Regions from separate parts of the Homo sapiens genome. Here region 1 is linked to region 2. Evidence: chromatin loops called from intact Hi-C (ENCODE). Cell type or tissue: Caco-2. All regions are shown on one strand. Links, peaks and the distances in the headings refer to the core of each region. The heading gives the core; the rest is flanking DNA. Region 1 holds the start of RNASE1 (ribonuclease A family member 1, pancreatic). Region 2 overlaps RNASE4 (ribonuclease A family member 4).

Evidence for each region. A loop is a pair of places that touch in the nucleus more often than their neighbours do. Peaks named below come from ENCODE experiments on the same cell type or tissue, not always from the same donor. Only the 100,000 strongest peaks of a DNase experiment are listed, where the experiment ranks them.
Region 1: a loop joins it to region 2, with 3.0 times the contacts of the local background. A loop is called at or near these places in 12 of 110 quality-filtered maps.

The regions. Positions count from the first base shown.
Region 1 is chr14:20,795,465-20,803,812 of GRCh38, reverse strand. RNASE1 (ribonuclease A family member 1, pancreatic) reads left to right here and starts at 969. Exons shown (of 2, transcript NM_002933.5): 1 at 969-1,016; 2 at 1,720-2,585. The coding sequence starts at 1,745. The coding sequence ends at 2,215. LOC107984671 (a long non-coding RNA gene) reads left to right here and starts at 3,284. Exons shown (of 3, transcript XR_001750624.2): 1 at 3,284-3,909. All of the region lies in intron 3 of LOC105370397 (a long non-coding RNA gene), which reads right to left. In Caco-2, for the core only: no CTCF peak of the experiment used is centred there; DNase peaks (open chromatin) are centred at 892 and 3,752; H3K4me3 peaks cover 201 bases.
Region 2 is chr14:20,693,145-20,701,492 of GRCh38, reverse strand. It overlaps RNASE4 (ribonuclease A family member 4), which reads right to left. Exons shown (of 2, transcript NM_002937.5): 2 at 277-2,138. The coding sequence starts at 2,121. The coding sequence ends at 1,678. It overlaps ANG (angiogenin), which reads right to left. Exons shown (of 2, transcript NM_001097577.3): 2 at 7,310-7,946. The coding sequence starts at 7,928. The coding sequence ends at 7,485. It overlaps EGILA (EGFR interacting lncRNA), which reads left to right. Exons shown (of 4, transcript NR_174964.1): 2 at 1,995-2,171; 3 at 2,364-2,457; 4 at 7,744-8,013. Among named protein-coding and RNA genes, the nearest start is that of ANG, 8.6 kb to the right of the region's middle. RefSeq lists a silencer at 1,677-1,842. In Caco-2, for the core only: a CTCF peak has its summit at 3,574; a DNase peak (open chromatin) is centred at 3,582.

The sequences.
Region 1 (8,348 bases), core at 310-8,309, 100 kb before region 2:
ATCTTACGACCTACAATCACACAAGGTAGGTCAGATAATTTCACTATGGCCACTTTTTACACAGAAAGGCTGAAACAATCTGAATACACAGCACGAAGGGATATTTTGATAATTCTTAGAGGTATCCAAATTGTTACTCAGCAAAAAAACAGGTCTCTTTCTAGGAGGGCATTCTGCTGCTAATAAATATGATATTCTTTGTATTTTTTCCCCAAAAAGAATTTGAGATTTGGGATTTAAGTTTATCTTTAGTTCCTCTACTCAATTCCGACCTACAGGGTCAGTGGTTACTGTAGATAAGAACAGCCCCATCCTCTCGATGCCCCCAGAGCAGGGGTGGAGGGTGGGTGGGAAGTGGCCAGAACTGGGTGAGCGCACCCTAGAGGCCTCCTCCTCCTCCCTATTCAGTTACTCCCCCTTTCTTCTCCAGATCTGGGAAGCCTTCCAGCTGGGGGCAGCAGGACAGCCTCCATTCCCCCCGACCCCGCCTCCCATCCCCGGGAGAGGTAGCGTTGGGAGAATGCCCTCCTAGAAAGAGACTTGGGTTTTGCTCCCTAGGAGCCCTGGAATAGCTTTGGCCAGAATTCCCTATCTCCCATTAGAACCTCTCCTTTGCGTCCTTTGTTAACCTCCAAGTCTACTTGGTGAAAACGCCCACGAAGAAGTAACAAGGACTTTGTTCCTAGTGTGCCAGGTTTGGGCACCAGTGCTGTAGTGGCTTTCTCTGCTGCTCCTTGTGCATCAGCAGACAGATGTGGTTCACATAGGAAGAAAGACTAACGTAGGCAAAGATTTGCTCTTTCTTCAGCAGCCCTAGAAAGACGGCGGCCTGGGTGATTCACCACTCCTTCCTCACGTCCTTGATTTTATTTGAACTGAGCTCCAGATGCTCCTCCCACCCTTTTCCTCTTGGAAGCCAAACCCCTTTGTAATCTGTATAAGGTCCACACCCCGGGAGCTGAGTGATTGCAGAAACTGGCCTTCCATCTCTCTCAGACACCAAGCTGCAGATCCAGGTAAGCAGCCCAAGAGGTGTTCTCAGGTGCCGCTTCTGCTTCAGGGTTGCAGAAGAGGGAGCTAGGGCCAGTCCACAGCACTGAGAAAGATTGGGTGATGCTAGCGCTGAAAAAATGTGGCCCAGGCAAACATCAGCTGGGGGCAGAGGGGTCAGGGTGGAACGTGCAGGCTGCAGAGCATCCATGGGACTGGAGAAGAAGGAGCCTCCAAATTGGGGGAGGCCAGCGTTTCTCTCTGGAATACAATGGAATCTTTTATGATGCCAGTGTCAGGCACTGGCCTGAGTTCCCTTATGCTCCAAGACAACAAGGCTCTGTCACCCATGGCCCTGGATGTCGGGGATACAATTTGGTTCATGATTTATTCAAACTGATGTTTCGATGAGCCATTTGAGCACTGGGTACAAATGTATTTTGGATCAAAGAAACTCCAGTATTCAAAGATAGGAACTGACAGGATTTTAGGTCACTTTGTAGGTCACCACCTAGAGGGGAGGAAGACCTCGCTTTGGAGAGTGGGAATAAAACGCTCGTGGAAAAGGGTACACGTGAGTGTCTCATTACACGAAAAACCTCAGGAAGTAGGATGGACGTCTTTCTGGCTGACCTGAAACAGAAAGTGTAAACCAGGCAAGCCATAGGTGGGAGCTGGAGTTCTTTTTCTAAGAGGGCTCTTTTCCTTCTCTCTCCTTTTCTCAATTAGGCTTTTCTGGGAAAGTGAGGCCACCATGGCTCTGGAGAAGTCTCTTGTCCGGCTCCTTCTGCTTGTCCTGATACTGCTGGTGCTGGGCTGGGTCCAGCCTTCCCTGGGCAAGGAATCCCGGGCCAAGAAATTCCAGCGGCAGCATATGGACTCAGACAGTTCCCCCAGCAGCAGCTCCACCTACTGTAACCAAATGATGAGGCGCCGGAATATGACACAGGGGCGGTGCAAACCAGTGAACACCTTTGTGCACGAGCCCCTGGTAGATGTCCAGAATGTCTGTTTCCAGGAAAAGGTCACCTGCAAGAACGGGCAGGGCAACTGCTACAAGAGCAACTCCAGCATGCACATCACAGACTGCCGCCTGACAAACGGCTCCAGGTACCCCAACTGTGCATACCGGACCAGCCCGAAGGAGAGACACATCATTGTGGCCTGTGAAGGGAGCCCATATGTGCCAGTCCACTTTGATGCTTCTGTGGAGGACTCTACCTAAGGTCAGAGCAGCGAGATACCCCACCTCCCTCAACCTCATCCTCTCCACAGCTGCCTCTTCCCTCTTCCTTCCCTGCTGTGAAAGAAGTAACTACAGTTAGGGCTCCTATTCAACACACACATGCTTCCCTTTCCTGAGTCCCATCCCTGCGTGATTTTGGGGGTGAAGAGTGGGTTGTGAGGTGGGCCCCATGTTAACCCCTCCACTCTTTCTTTCAATAAAACGCAGTTGCAAACACCTGATTTCTGAAGCGGTTCTGTCTAGGTACTGTTTCTGGCATTGCCTTCCAGCAAGGGGTAAGAACTGTAAATCTGATTCACTTTGGAGAACGGTGAATGGAGTAATTAAATGCCTTCCCTTCTGACTTGGATTTTAGTGGCTTGAGAAAATTCCTTTCCTTGTAGATTCCCTGATGCCAAACATAAAACTGTTAAGTGTGGGCTGTTTTAGACAAAAGGGAGCTACAGCCTGGGACACTGCCATGCAGGGTGAACTGACAGAGGGGTGAAGCTCAAATACAATCATTCTCTGGCACAGAAGGAAGGCAAGTGTGACCTCAGGAAGATCCTGCTTAGCCTCAGGGTGGGGAAGAGGACTCAATGAAATTATGATCCTAAATTTCCATTTTCCTTTTTTTTTTTTGAGTGAGCTATTACTAAATCAGAAAAATGGGCACCTCTTAGTTGGAAAGCCAGAACCTTACATTTTAGAGCCAGAAGTGACTTTGGAGAGCACGGAATTGAGGGATAGCAAGTAGATTTCAGTTTGTGTACCAACTCTAATTGGAAGTGCCGGTCGGGCGTGGTGGCTCACACCTATAATTCCAGCACTTTGGGAGGTTGAGGCAGGTGGATCACCTGAGGTCAGGAGTTCAAGACCAGCCTGACCAGTATGGTGAAACCCCCTCTCTACTAAAAATACAAAAAGTAGTGGGGCGTGGTGGCAGGTGCCTGTAATCCAGCTACTAGGGAGGCTGAGGCAGGAGAATCACTTGAACCTGGGAGGCGGAGGTTGCAGTGAGCTGAGATGGTGCCACTTCACTCCAGCCTGGGCAATAAGAGTGAAACTCTGTTTCAAAAAAAAAAAAAAGGAAGTGCCTACCCAAAATGCTGTAGCAAAAAATTCTGGACAGTGGTGTGGTTGAACAACAGCCTCTATCGAAGGCACGAGAGGGGGAAGGGTGTGTGTGCCACACATTTGCCATCCCTGACCAAATGTGACCCCTGCCTTTCCGGTGACTTGCACATGGCTTGTTGCTAGTTAGTGGCACAGCCGGGACTACACCCTAGGTTTCCTGACTTCCAAGCCATTGTTCTAACTCAGGAAGCCATTGCTCTAACTCAGGAAGAAAGCTCCCCTCCTCAGTAAGTGCTGTGGAGCGGTAGCTCTCTCCCAGAGCTTGCTGGTGGGCTCTCACAGGCTCCCAGTGTTCTTAGCCTGTGAGTCCACTCCACTCTTGGCAACCCTTCCTGACAGCCACTGAAAGACTACCTTTGGCATCTGTCAACACTTAACCTGGGAGGCAGAGGTTGCAGTGAGCCGACATCGCGCCACTGCATTCCAGCCTGAGTGACAGAGCAAGATTCCATCTCACAGGGTGGGGGGTGGGGAAGCTTGCCATATAAAGAATACTTTCTGCAGGGCCTGTGCGGAGATCCACTGTCTTGTGGCTGCCTGAGACATGGCTTCTATTTGTAAGTCCCTATTAAATGTTTCTTTCTGAGAAACTGAACTTGTCATGAAGTGGGATTTAAGGAACCAGAGAGACCAGATGGCGTGCAGGAGGGTGTTTATTTTAAGGTGTACACTGGCCCAGCGGACTTGTGTCCTAAAAGGCTGAGCCCAAGAACAAAGAAAATGAGTCCCTTTTAAGCATTTTGAGGCAGGAACTAAGTGAAGCAGGCTTACAGAAGTGAGAACAAAAGGCCGCTGTGACACTTTTGGAACATGTCTTACATCTCTGTGAGAACTTGGTTTGCAGCTTATGCTTATCTGTCTTGTGACCTTGCAGCTGTGCAGGGAAGAAAGAAACAGGAGTTTACAGAGCCTACAAAATATGTGGAGGATAGATATGGTTAACGTTTCTTGGGACAGACAGTTAATATTCTCTTCTAACTTTAACTTCAGGGGGGCTACTTAAATTCTTTTCAGCCTTGGTTAATACAGCAATTCATTCTATGAGCTATTGTTATTTCTCTTATTATTATTACGTATGCTATTATTTGTTATTTTCTTAGTTTCCTACTTCAGTCAAGCCCTTTCTTTGGCCTCTCATCTCCCTCAGCCCTTGGGGGTACATTGGCATAGACCTGCTCACTGCAGAACAAGGAAGGAGGAAGCAGGAGAAACCAAACCTGCCATACCGTGTTCTTGAACTTCTGGCCTCCAGTGAGAAAATGAATTTCTGGCTGGGCATGCTGCCTCACGCCTGTAACCCCAGCACTTTGGGAGGCTGAGGCAGGAGGATTGCTTGAGCTCAGGAGTTCAAGAGCAGCCTGGGCAACATAGTGAGACCCCCGTCTCTACAAAAAAATATTAAAAAATTAGCCAGGCAAGGTTGCAAACACCTATAGTCCCAGCTACTCGGGAGGCTGAGATGGAGGATCACTTGAGCCTTGGGGGTCGAGGCTGCGCTCCAGCCTGGGCAACAATGAGACCCTGTCTCAAAATTTTAAAAAATAAATAAATAAATAAATGCATTTCTATCGTTTGAGCCGCCCATTTTGTTATGGCAGCCCTAGGAAATGAATACACCCTTTAACCAATTCTTCCACTTCTCTTGGATTGCATCCGTAGCTGCCCTGACACATCCCTATGGCGGGCTGGTCTAAATTAGATGCCACGGTGGTGGGGATGGGGTGGCTGTGGGGTGAATAGAAGTGTCTGTGGGGACAAATGAACATCTACTTCTTCCTGGGACAGCTGGATGGAGTGGAGGGACTTTAGAAACCGTTAACAGGTCTTAGGGAACTGGCCCTGCGTCCCTTCTGAGGCTGCTGTAAGGGGAAAAGAAAAAGTAGGGGCATGAAAGCCCTTGGCAAGATGTGAAGCGAGGCAGCCTTCGTGCATGCTTGGTCAGTTGTGTACCTCCAGCTAGTTAGTGTGCAACAGCCCTCACGCTTCCTCTGCAACTTCTCCCCTGCCATCAGCTGAGCTTTCATGTTCTCAGTTCATGTTCTCGGTTCATGAGTGTTCATGTTCTCAGTTACTCTTGGAATATGGTTCAATTCAGAAATTCCCAATGCACTATTAATGAACATAGAGAGACGGATATACTATTCTACCAAAAAAAAAATCTGCCCTTTTAAAATCCAGGGAATGTCTGGACATACACATTCTTAAGTCAAAGGAACATTTTTCTAGCATTTGTGAAAGAAGGAGTGAATGAATGGAGGTTGGAAGGAGTGCAGTAGTTACAAAGATTGGCTTATTTTTTATGGGTCTAGCCTGGATTTTAAAAACCTGAGACAGGATAACAACTCCAAGTGCCTGTGGGACTTCTGTAAAATGGAAATATTCATAACACTTAATTAGAAGTACTGTGGTAAAGATGACATTCAGAGAAAGCGTAGTGTTCAGCGTTCTGTGGACACTCAGAAAGTTAGCCACTATCACCGAGGCATGGGGTATGGTGTTTCAGAGCCTTGGCTCTGGAGTGAAACAGACCTGTTTCACACTCCACTGTGCCTTTTGGGAGTAGTGTGGCCGCAGGCAGGGAACGTAACTTTTTTAACATCAGGTTCCCTATGTAAAATATCATGATAAACATGGTATCAACTTCAGAGATTTGTTGAGGATTAGTTGAGGTCACATATAAAAAATATTTAGGACAATGTCTGTCCATAATAAAAGCTATTACTCTTAGAATCAAGAATCATACATCCTATTCTATCACTTGCATGCAACCAATCAAGACTGGGGACAGAATTGACAATGTCTCACTACAGTTTTCTGTATTTATAATTCAAGGTGCCAACATATGATTTTTGTTTGTTTGAGGGCCTCAGATGAAAGAGGGGCCAGGAACATTAGTACTGGAACTCACAGGAGTATGAATTCTATCATCCCAAGAGAGGGGATAACCAGAGATCTAGAAAGCACAGAAGATCAGGCAGAGACAGTAGAAAGGCCTAAACTTGATTTCAAGAACCGACTCTCAAAAGAGTGAGTATAAAACCAGTGTATACACCAAGTACAGTCATGTGTTGCTGAATGATGGGGATACAATGTGTCATTGAGTGACTTCATCATTGTTGGGAACCTTACAGACTATATTACCTAAAACTAGGCAGTATAGCTTGCTCTACATCTAGGCTATATGGTATAACCTATTGCTCCTAGGTTACAAACCTGTTCAGCAGTTTACTGTACTGAATACTATAGGCAATTGTAACACAATGGTAAATATTTGTGTACATAAACATAGATAAGTTACAGTAAAAATATGGTATAAAAGGTAAGAAATGGTACACCTCTGTAAGACACTTATGTGTGGAGCTTATAGAATTAGAAGCTACGGCCAGGTGCAGTGGCTCACGCCTGTAATCCCAGCACTTTGGGAGGCCGAGGCGGGTGGATCATGAGGTCAGGAGTTCGAAACCAGCCTGGACAACATGGCAAAACCCCGTCTCTACTAAAAATACAAAAATTAGCCAGGCATGGTGGCATGTGCCTGTAATCCCAGCTACTCAGGAGGCTGGGGCAGGAGAATCACTTGAACCTGGGAGGCAGAGGTTGCAGTGAGCCGAGATCGTGCCACTGCACTCCAGCCTGGGTGACAGAGCAAGATTCGGTCTCAAAAAAAAAAAAAAAAATTAAAAGTTGCTCTGGGTGAGTCAGTGGGTGAGTGGTGAGTGATTGTGCAGGCCTAGGACATTGCTGTGCACTACTGTAGACTTTATAAACACTGTATCATTAGGGCACACTGAACTTATGAAAAAATTTTCTTTCTTCAATAATAAATTAACCTTAGCTTACTTTAACTTTTAAACTTTATACATTTTTAAATAAAAAAAATTTTGACTCTTTTATAATAACACGTAGCTTAAAACACATTATACAGCTGTACAAAAATGTTTTCTTTGTATCCTTATTCTATAGCTTTTTTCTTCTTCTTCTTTTTTTTTTTTTTGAGACAGGATCTCGCTCTCTTGCCCAGGCTGGAGAGCAGTGGCACAATCTTGGCTCACGGCAACCTCTGCCTCCCCACCTCAGCCTCCTGAGTAGCTGGAACTACAGGCATGTGTCACCATGCCAGCTAAGTTTTGTATATTTTGTAGAGACAGGGTCTCACCATGTTGCTCAGGCTTATCTGTTTTTTTTTTCTATTTAAAAAAATTTTTAAACTTTTTTGTTAAAACTAAGATACAGGCTGGGTATGGTGGCTCACACCTGTAATCCCAGCACTTTGGGAGGCCGAGGCAGGTGGATCACCTGAGGTCAGGAGCTTGAGACCAGCCTGACCAACATGGCAAAACCCCGTCTTTATTAAAAATACAAAAATTAGCTGGGCGTGGTGGCACATGCCTGTAATCTCAGTTACTTGGGAGGCTGAGGCAGGAGAATTGCTTGAACCCAGGAGGCAGAGGTTGCAGTGAGCTGAGATTGCGCCATTGCCACTATATATATATGTATATATATATTATATATATACACATATATGTATGTATGTGTGTATGTGTGTATATGTGTGTGTATATATATACACACACATATATAAATTATATATATTATATTATATATATTATATTATATATGTGTGTGTATATATACACACGTGTATATATATACACACGTGAGTATATATACACGTGCGTATATATACACATGAAATGTAACATAACATTTTCTTTTTTTTTTTTGAGTTGCTCTGTCTCTCAGGCTGGGGTGCAGTGGCATGATGTTGGCTCACTGTAACCTCCACCTCCTGGATTCAAGAGATTCTCCTGCCTCAGCCTCCTGAGTAGCTGGGACTACAGGCACACACCACTATGCCCAGCTAATTTTTGTGGTTTTAGTAGAGATGGAGTTTCACCAAGTTGGCCAGGCTGGTCTCAAACTCCTGACCTCAGGTGATCCACCCGCCTTAGCCTCCCAAAATGCTGGGATTATAGGTGCGAAGTACTGCGCCCAG
Region 2 (8,348 bases), core at 73-8,072:
TCTCTACTAGAGAGGAAAGAGAACTGGAATTGGAAGGACAGGGAGATTGAAGGGTAGCAAGAGAGGCTGGAGAAGACAGTGAAAAGACCGCTTACCCAATTTGAAATGGGTGAGATGTTCCTTGGGCTGGTTGGTCTGAGGACCTGAGGTCATAGGTGGACCTCCTCATGGAGTGAAGGCGAGGACAGGGGACCAGTCTCCTGAAGGAGTCCCCCTGTTCTGGGTCTTCGGCACTAAATGCCACACGCGTCCATGTGAAGAGACCACCAAACAGGCTTTGTGTGAGCAATAAAGCTTTTTAATCACCTGGGTGCAGGCAGACTGAGTCCAAAAAAGGAGTCAGCAAAGGGAGATGGGGTGGGGCAGTTTTATAGGATTTGGGTTGGTAGTGGGAAATTACGGTCAAAGTGGGTTATTCTCTAGCGGGCAGGGGCGGGGGTCACAAGGTGCTCTGGTGGGGAGCTCCTGAGTCTAATTGTCCAGGAGAAGGAATGTCACAAGGCTAATTGATCAGTTAAGGTGGGGCAGGAACAAATCACAGTGGTGGAATGTCATCAGTTAAGGCAGGAATTGGTTATTTTCACTTCTTTTGTGGTTCTTCAGTTGCTTCAGGCCATCTGGATGTATACGTGCAGGCTTGGGCTCAGAGACCTGACAGCTCCCTAATTTGCTTCTAAATATTCTAAGGGAGAAGGAAGAGCTGTGAGAATTGTCTTTGAGAGGAATCATTCTCTCTGGAGTAAATGAGACAAATCTTCTGTGTTGTGGTCATGGATCTGATAGGCATTAGTCTTTGACCAGAGTTTATGAGGTTATTAAGGTGCATGCATGTTTATAAACTAAACAAGAATTTAAAAGTCAGAGAAAAAAAATAATACCATAGCACAGTCTTCTCAGGTACCTTCGGTTTAGGTCCTTTATTACAAGGAAAACATAAAAAATCTTTCAATCAGTAAGAGCACATAAGTCTTAATGATCTAGTACATTTTTTAGTACTTTGACTTACTAGGGTGATTCAAAGTTTCAGGAAAAAGAAAATTCCCAGTATCATTTTCTTAATCTTATTAAACCCAAACATAAGAATGCCAAAAAATACAGAGCTCACATTTTGCTGGCATACATTTCCAAATTTTTAATGCCTCCCTGACAGGTGAATTTTAAGGATAAAAAAAGCAGACACTTTCAAAACATTCCTTGTGATGAAGTAGAAAAAGCCCTGGATAAGTGGCCAGCTACACTGGATTTTTGTCTCAATTCTTCCATTAACTTTACAGTCTTCAGCAAATCCCTTAACTTTGAGCTTCTATATGTAGTGACATCATTATAAGTGCTGTGGTATTAAAATGTGATAAACATAGATGAAAGCATTTTGAAATGTTTGAAATACTACATAAATACACATAATAACTAAATTCCACAGGATAGGATCTGAGAGAGCTAAGCTGACCAGTATTATAAAAGGAAGCTTATTACAGAAAAGCCCAGCCTCATTCATTACAGGTTTATGTCTCCATATCTCTTTGGTGCAATGTATTTAATAGAATGAGTTATATAGAGAAAAAGAGTAGGAAATGAGCTGAGGAGACAGAGCCTGGGACAGCTCAAATGCATTACTCACTGCTATTTAAGGAGTAAGTGTAAGGTCAACCACTCGCGATAATCCCTACATGGTGGCATCTAACCGTCAAAGTGCACAGGCACCTGTGGGTTACCCTCACAGGCAATGACAACACGTCTAGTGCTCGCTATGGCCCGATATCTGCAGTTGGGTGCCCTGGAACTTCCTGTGTCCCTGCAATCTGTGACCTTCACTACACCCTCATGGCAGTTCATCTTGCCGTTCTTGCATTGGATATTGGTGGTGCTGCAGATACTACGAATGTTCCAGATATCTTCATGGATGAAGGTGTTGAAGCGCTTGCAGTGATACAAAGTCATCTTCCGTCTTTGCATCATCAAGTTGCAGTAGCGATCACTGCCACCTGTCTCCTCAGGGTGCACGTGTTGCCGCAGGAATCGCTGGTACATGCCATCCTGGCCATAGGAGGGCTGGACCAGCCCCAGCCCCAGCAGGGTCAGCAGCAAAAGCAGAAGCAATGAATGGGTCCTCTGCAGAGCCATCAGTATCTTAGAGGTGCCTAGAAAAGAAAGCAAGGGGCAGGAGAAATAAGGTAAGAACTGGGCACTGGAAAAAGGTGTTGAGAATAGCAAGCCGGCATCCTGACTCCATAGTCTCCTCTTTCCTCCTTCTTATATGCACCATCTCCCCACTCATCTCTGCTACTTTTCCCACCCTTCTTCCTCAAGAGTGAGTAGTTTGCAAACATGATCTTTTCTGAAAGCAAGACCTTTCTCATTTACAGAGAGAAGTTGCTGTGGCCAGTACAATGACACAGGGCAGGGACTGACTGCGTGGCTGCCAGGTTTGTGTGGACAGAGTATAAAAAGAGAGAAAAGGTGAACCTACATGAAACTGCAGTTGTGTGTCTCTTGGGGGAACTCCGTAGGTGTATGATCTTTGGGGAGTGTTTGGTTCCCGGGAGGCTCCAATTCCCGACAGTTTGGATAGACTCAGCATACGTCACAGAAAGTTTACAAACTACTTTTAATACCTTACATCTGGGAATCTAGGTGGAGGAAGAGGACAGAGGAATATTTAGGCTTTGCCTTTCCTCTCACATGACTATTGTTTTTCTTTGTCATTAATTTTATTATTTTTCTTTTCTTTTTTGTCATGTGGCTATTATTCTAATGTGATTTAAAATCTATTCTAATTCTAGAATAATATATGTTATACATTAATTTAAAATGTATTATTCTAATTCTAATGTAAAATCAGGTCCTTTTGGAAATCCTTTTAATTCTATTTTTTAAAAAAAAGCAAAACCAGAATACCCAGTTACAGTTCTTAGAAGACAGTTGATAATAGCTACTGTTTGAATGAACTAATAAGTGAAATGAGTAAGCTAATGAACAAATGCAATTAAATGGATAGAGTAAAGATGTTTCCCAGGCTTATGAAATTGACTAATAAGAAAAGCTAAGAAATGTTTAAAAAATAAATTTAAACAGCACAATATTCTCAAAAGAAAACTTGGATTGTGTCTTCTTCTCCTTGCTGTTTCTATGCATAACCTAAAAAATCTAGGCCATGGAGATACATTGCTTTGTCTTGCATCTATTCTTGATGTTCCTTCTGTCTTGTCAATAGTTGTTGGTAGCTGTCTGTCTTCTCTGGTTGCAGCATCATTGTGTTGTCACCTCTTGGCAGTGAAAAATAGGCATATATTTTATAGCATTAAAAAAAAAAGCCAGAGTGGCAACAAAAAAAGCATTGCCATGTAGTTTCAGAACATTCATTGCTTTCATTGACAGATTAAAGAAAGGAATCCAGGCCTATCTTAGTCTACACCCTGTGCTCTTTCCACTATCTACTGCCTCTCTCATCCCACACCCAAAATATTCAGGATATCAAAGACATTTATGCTCAGAATTGCTACTTCCCAGCAGCAGAGTTTAATCAAGACTGGAGGTGGACTCACTCACCAACTGACTAGCCAGATGCTGCCATCTGGCCGTCACTCCTGGAATTGATGTGAATTGTGAATCGGCTTGATTCTTGCAGTGTAGCAGGGCTGATTCACTACAGCAAAGAAAAATCATCCCTGATTCAATAGGAAGTGAGCAACGCAAATTAGCAAGGGCAATGTTTTGAGAGTCAGGCAGCCCAACTCTGTATGTGCAGTCCAAGGACTGACCCCAGTTGAACTCCTAGTTTGATGTATATGGGTACTATTGTCTTTTGATTTCAAATTCTGCTTCGTAATGGTGGATCACACTGTGTGAATGACTGAAATGGCTTCCAAACGACCTGTACCTTACTTTGTTCTGCTGAAAGGCTACCTTTTCATTATTGATAATGAAAGCAGTATCAAACATGGATATTGTTCTTTTAAATGCCACCTCCTATATCCATAGCCATCTTTTGCCTTTGCACATAAAGATATCAAGCTGTATGTCATATCTGTGTGCCTGCAGCTGTAGATGTGAGATACAGTGTTAGGAAGAGAGGGAAGTAAAGAGGTTGTGGGAGGAAGGGCAGATGTTTGATTTCCTTTTTGCCCCAAGAACAATGCATACAACTTCTGAAGGTATACTTAGTACTTGGATTATAGCTTCAGCAGATCAATATACTTTGGTTTGCTCTTCCGGTGGCACCTCGAGTTTCCATGGTTTTATCTACTTTCTCTCATCCTGATTCTTTGTGACCAAAAATATGGTTTAGCAAGATGACTAGCTACAGAGAAAACCTCACCTATGCATGCGAGAGCAGACCCAGGACGTCAGCTTTTCTGCACTACTCAAGTAAACAAGACATAGAGAAATATTTGAGGACAGCAGGCCAGTGTGGATACCAATGGGTGCATCTCAAAGCTGTAGCTACAAGAGAAAATTGAATGATCTCCACATCATCCCAACGCACACTTTTGGGTCAGGATTTTCCCCAAACGCTTTCTCCACTGCACCACCCTGACTCACAGTAAGAACTTCTTTTGACACCGTGGTCTAAAAGACTGAGGCTGTGACCATGAGAAAATTACTTAATCTCTCTCAGCAGATTTCCTCATAAGCAAAATGAGCATGTAATACCTACCTCTTAGGGATGTTATGAAAAGAAAATCAATCTAAGCGCCTATAACAAGGCCTAGCACAGGGTAAATGCTCAGTAAATATTGGCAATTACTGCATTTTTTTTTTTTTACCACTTCCATTTTTCTTGGTTTCCTCTGCTTCTGTCAATCTGGATAAAATAATGAATGACTACAGAGTTGCATATATTATTGACTCCTCTTTATTTCGTAGAGCTAACTGTATTCTCAAGATATTGGAAGTCTGTTTTTAAACTATAAAATATCTCAGCTACTAGATTCCTAGAAAAATGTTTCTTCTCCAAATTGCATGGAATTTTCTTCCTTGCATGTCACTATTCTTCAAAGCATTTAGCATTTTGGAGTGTTCCTTCTTTTTCCTTGCAAAGCCAACAATCACAGCTGACCAGGACTTCAATTCTTCAATTGATTCACGCAGGATAAAATGACCTGCCTGTGACTTGACGTTTTATTTTAAACAGCTTGTGGTTGTGATAGAACAAGAGGCCCAGACCAAAAAGGACTAGGAATGCTTGCTCAGGTGCCAGTACCATCGGCAGGTCAGGAAACACTCCCATCCCACTGCCATGTGATTTCCTATGAAACAGCGATTTCCCTGAACACCAGAGCAAACTATGCGATGATAATGCTCCAAGCAGATGTTTGGAGAAGATGTGGGTTTTCACAGCTTATGCTGTGATCAATATAATAATGGTCCATGCCTTTCACTTGCCCTATCAAGGCCTTGAGTGGCAGCGATGATCTTGAGTAACTTTGCCTCACCTCAAGGAAATAGCACTGGTTGGAGAACTTGAGAAAAGGGCCCAAATAGTTTACCAGAAACTGGGACTTTCTCATTTCCTGAGAGGTTTTTGAGATTTGGTAATATGGCAAATTTTCTAGTGACAGAGGTTTGGAATACTTTTTCCTATTTTCTTAAGGAATGACAGTGTTTTCAGTTTTGAAACAGACTAACCCAAGGAAGAGAGATTCTTGTGCTAAGCACATACCAGCTACCTACTTCTCAAACCCATTCCTAAATTTGAATACTTTCAGTGAGGCTGGGCTCTCCTAGGTGGTACCTGGACAATGTTCTATAACCTGAGTATTGGGGAGCCACGGCTTTTGGCCCATTTCAGGGCAATACCAGGAGCAGGAGAAGCCACCATAGGGAATACTGAGACCACAATAATTATGTGTTCACAAGGCAGTGAAACTGGCGACTTATAACTAATTTATTGGCAACCACTTTCTAAATAAAATATCCAAGTACCTGTCAACAGAAATTAGTTAACAGGAAGCTAACCACTGAGTCTGTAGATTGAACAGTGTATTTTACAAAGAGTGTGTTAACCTAAGTTATGTTAACTTAAAAACAAATCTTGAGAATTGAGGAAGAATAAGGGATAAACTGGGATAAACTGGGATCTTTCTTTTTTTTTTTTTTTTGAGATGGAGTCTCGCTCTGTCGCCCAGGCTGGAGTGCAGTGGCGTGATCTCGGCTCAGTGCAACCTCCGCCTCCTAGGTTCAAGCGATTCTCCTGCCTCAGCCTCCCGAGTAGCTGGGACTATAGGTGTGTGCCACCACGCCCAGCTAATTTTCACATTTTTAGTAGAGACAAGGTTTCACCATGTTGTCCAGGATGGTCTTGATCTCTTGACCTCGTGATCTGTCCGCCTCAGCTTCCCAAAGTGCTGGATTACAGGCGTGAGCCACAGCGCCTGGCCGGAATCTTCTATAACTTCCCCAAAACATCACACTTGCCAGACATTAGTTGATAAAGTAAAAGATTACAGAGGAAATAATGTAATTGGTTTTTGAATTTTATATAAAATAACCATGACAAGAGAATATCCTGGGAGCATTCCATTCAAACATCAAAATTATCTCTCGCTTAAGACAAAAGGTGGCTACCCTGAATGAATTTTGGTATTCATGCTGGATTACATATGTGTATATGTGTGTGTGTGTGTGTAAGAGTGAGAGAAACTATAATAATCTGTTGGTATGTTGGTACTTGGTCCTTGGAAACTTCTCTCCAAGGTCTCATATTTGTAGAAGTAATATTAGCTTATTATTTGACAGAAAAAACAATTTGCCTATCTTGGAAATTCTGCTTAGTAGCTACGAGCCCTGGAATTTTTCCATCTCTCTCTGTAGATCAACATACCATACTTTCCTTCACAGAGAGGTAAAGTCTACCTCCCTAATGACTTGTAAAAACTGACTGATAAGGAAAAAGTGGCCCGGCTCAGTGGCTCATGCCTGTAATCCCAGCACTTTGAGAGGCCAAGGTGGGCGGATCTCCCGAGGTCAGGAGTTCAAGACCAACCTGGCCAAAACGGTGAAACCCTGTCTCTACTAAAAACACAAAAATTAGCCAGGTGTGGTGGTGCATGCCTGTAATCTCAGCTATTTGGGAGGCTGAGGCAGGAGAATCACTTGAACCCAGGAGAGAGAGGTTGCAGTGAGCCGAGATTGTGCCATTGCACTTAAGCCTGGGCGACAGAGTGAGACTCCATCTCAAAAAAAAAAAAAAAAAAAACGAAAAGAAAAGAAAAAGGCATTTCTATCCTATGCAGTCCTCTCAGGGAGCAGCCAAGTAGAGAAAATGGGGGAAAGATCAATATGCCCAGAATCAGTGAGAAGACTCTGATTCTTACTGATATCAAGACATTTTTATTTATTAAACATGTTGTCAAACAGAAAACAAAAGGTCCAGGTAGCTCTTTCTTTGGGCCCTTGGCAATGAATGTTGCCACCACTGTTCTGGGTGCAGAGGGGAAATGGAAGGCAAGGACAGCAGAGCCAGCACTTGACCAGGGGCCCGCTGGTTACGGACGACGGAAAATTGACTGATCCAAGTGGACAGGTAAGCCATTTTCACAAGCAACAACAACGTTTCTGAACCCCGCTGTGGCTCGGTACTGGCATGGAGGCCAGGGGGAACCTCCATGTAGCTTGCAAGTGGTGACCTGGAAAGAAGACTTGCTTATTCTTAGGTTTTCTCTGTGAGGGTTTCCATTCTTGTTTTCACAGATGGCCTTGATGCTGCGCTTGTTGCCATGAATAAATGTGTTGATGTCTTTGCAGGGTGAGGTCAGGCCCCGTCTCCTCATGATGCTTTCACAGTATCTGTCATCCCGGCCCTGTGGTTTGGCATCATAGTGCTGGGTCAGGAAGTGTGTGTACCTGGAGTTATCCTGAGCCAGGGTCGGTGGGGTCAGACCCAGACCCAGCACGAAGACCAACAACAAAACGCCCAGGCCCATCACCATCTCTTCCAACACAGGCTCCTGCGGAGGGCAAAAGGAGGTGTGGTAGACCCAAGAACAGCATCACCAAATTAGGCCAAAAGGACAGGAGCTTTGCTCTCTGACACGGCATCATGAATCAGATCTTTTCCACCACCAAATTTTATATTCTATTTTCCCTTCCTCATTAACCTCACACTTCGTCAATCCCTTCCTGCGGAACGTCTATTTAATAGTTTCCTGAGCACAACCTCTAGCTCCAACCGTTCTTCCCCATCCCTTAGAATCACTGAGTATTTCTCTATCAGTCGTAACATTACAAAATCCACTCTCACTCTTTAATTCATGTATTTATTAATTGAATAATGAACATTACATAGGTCTCTACTGGGTACCAGGGACTGTGCTAGGTCCTGAGGCACATTAAGACATACCAAATGACGG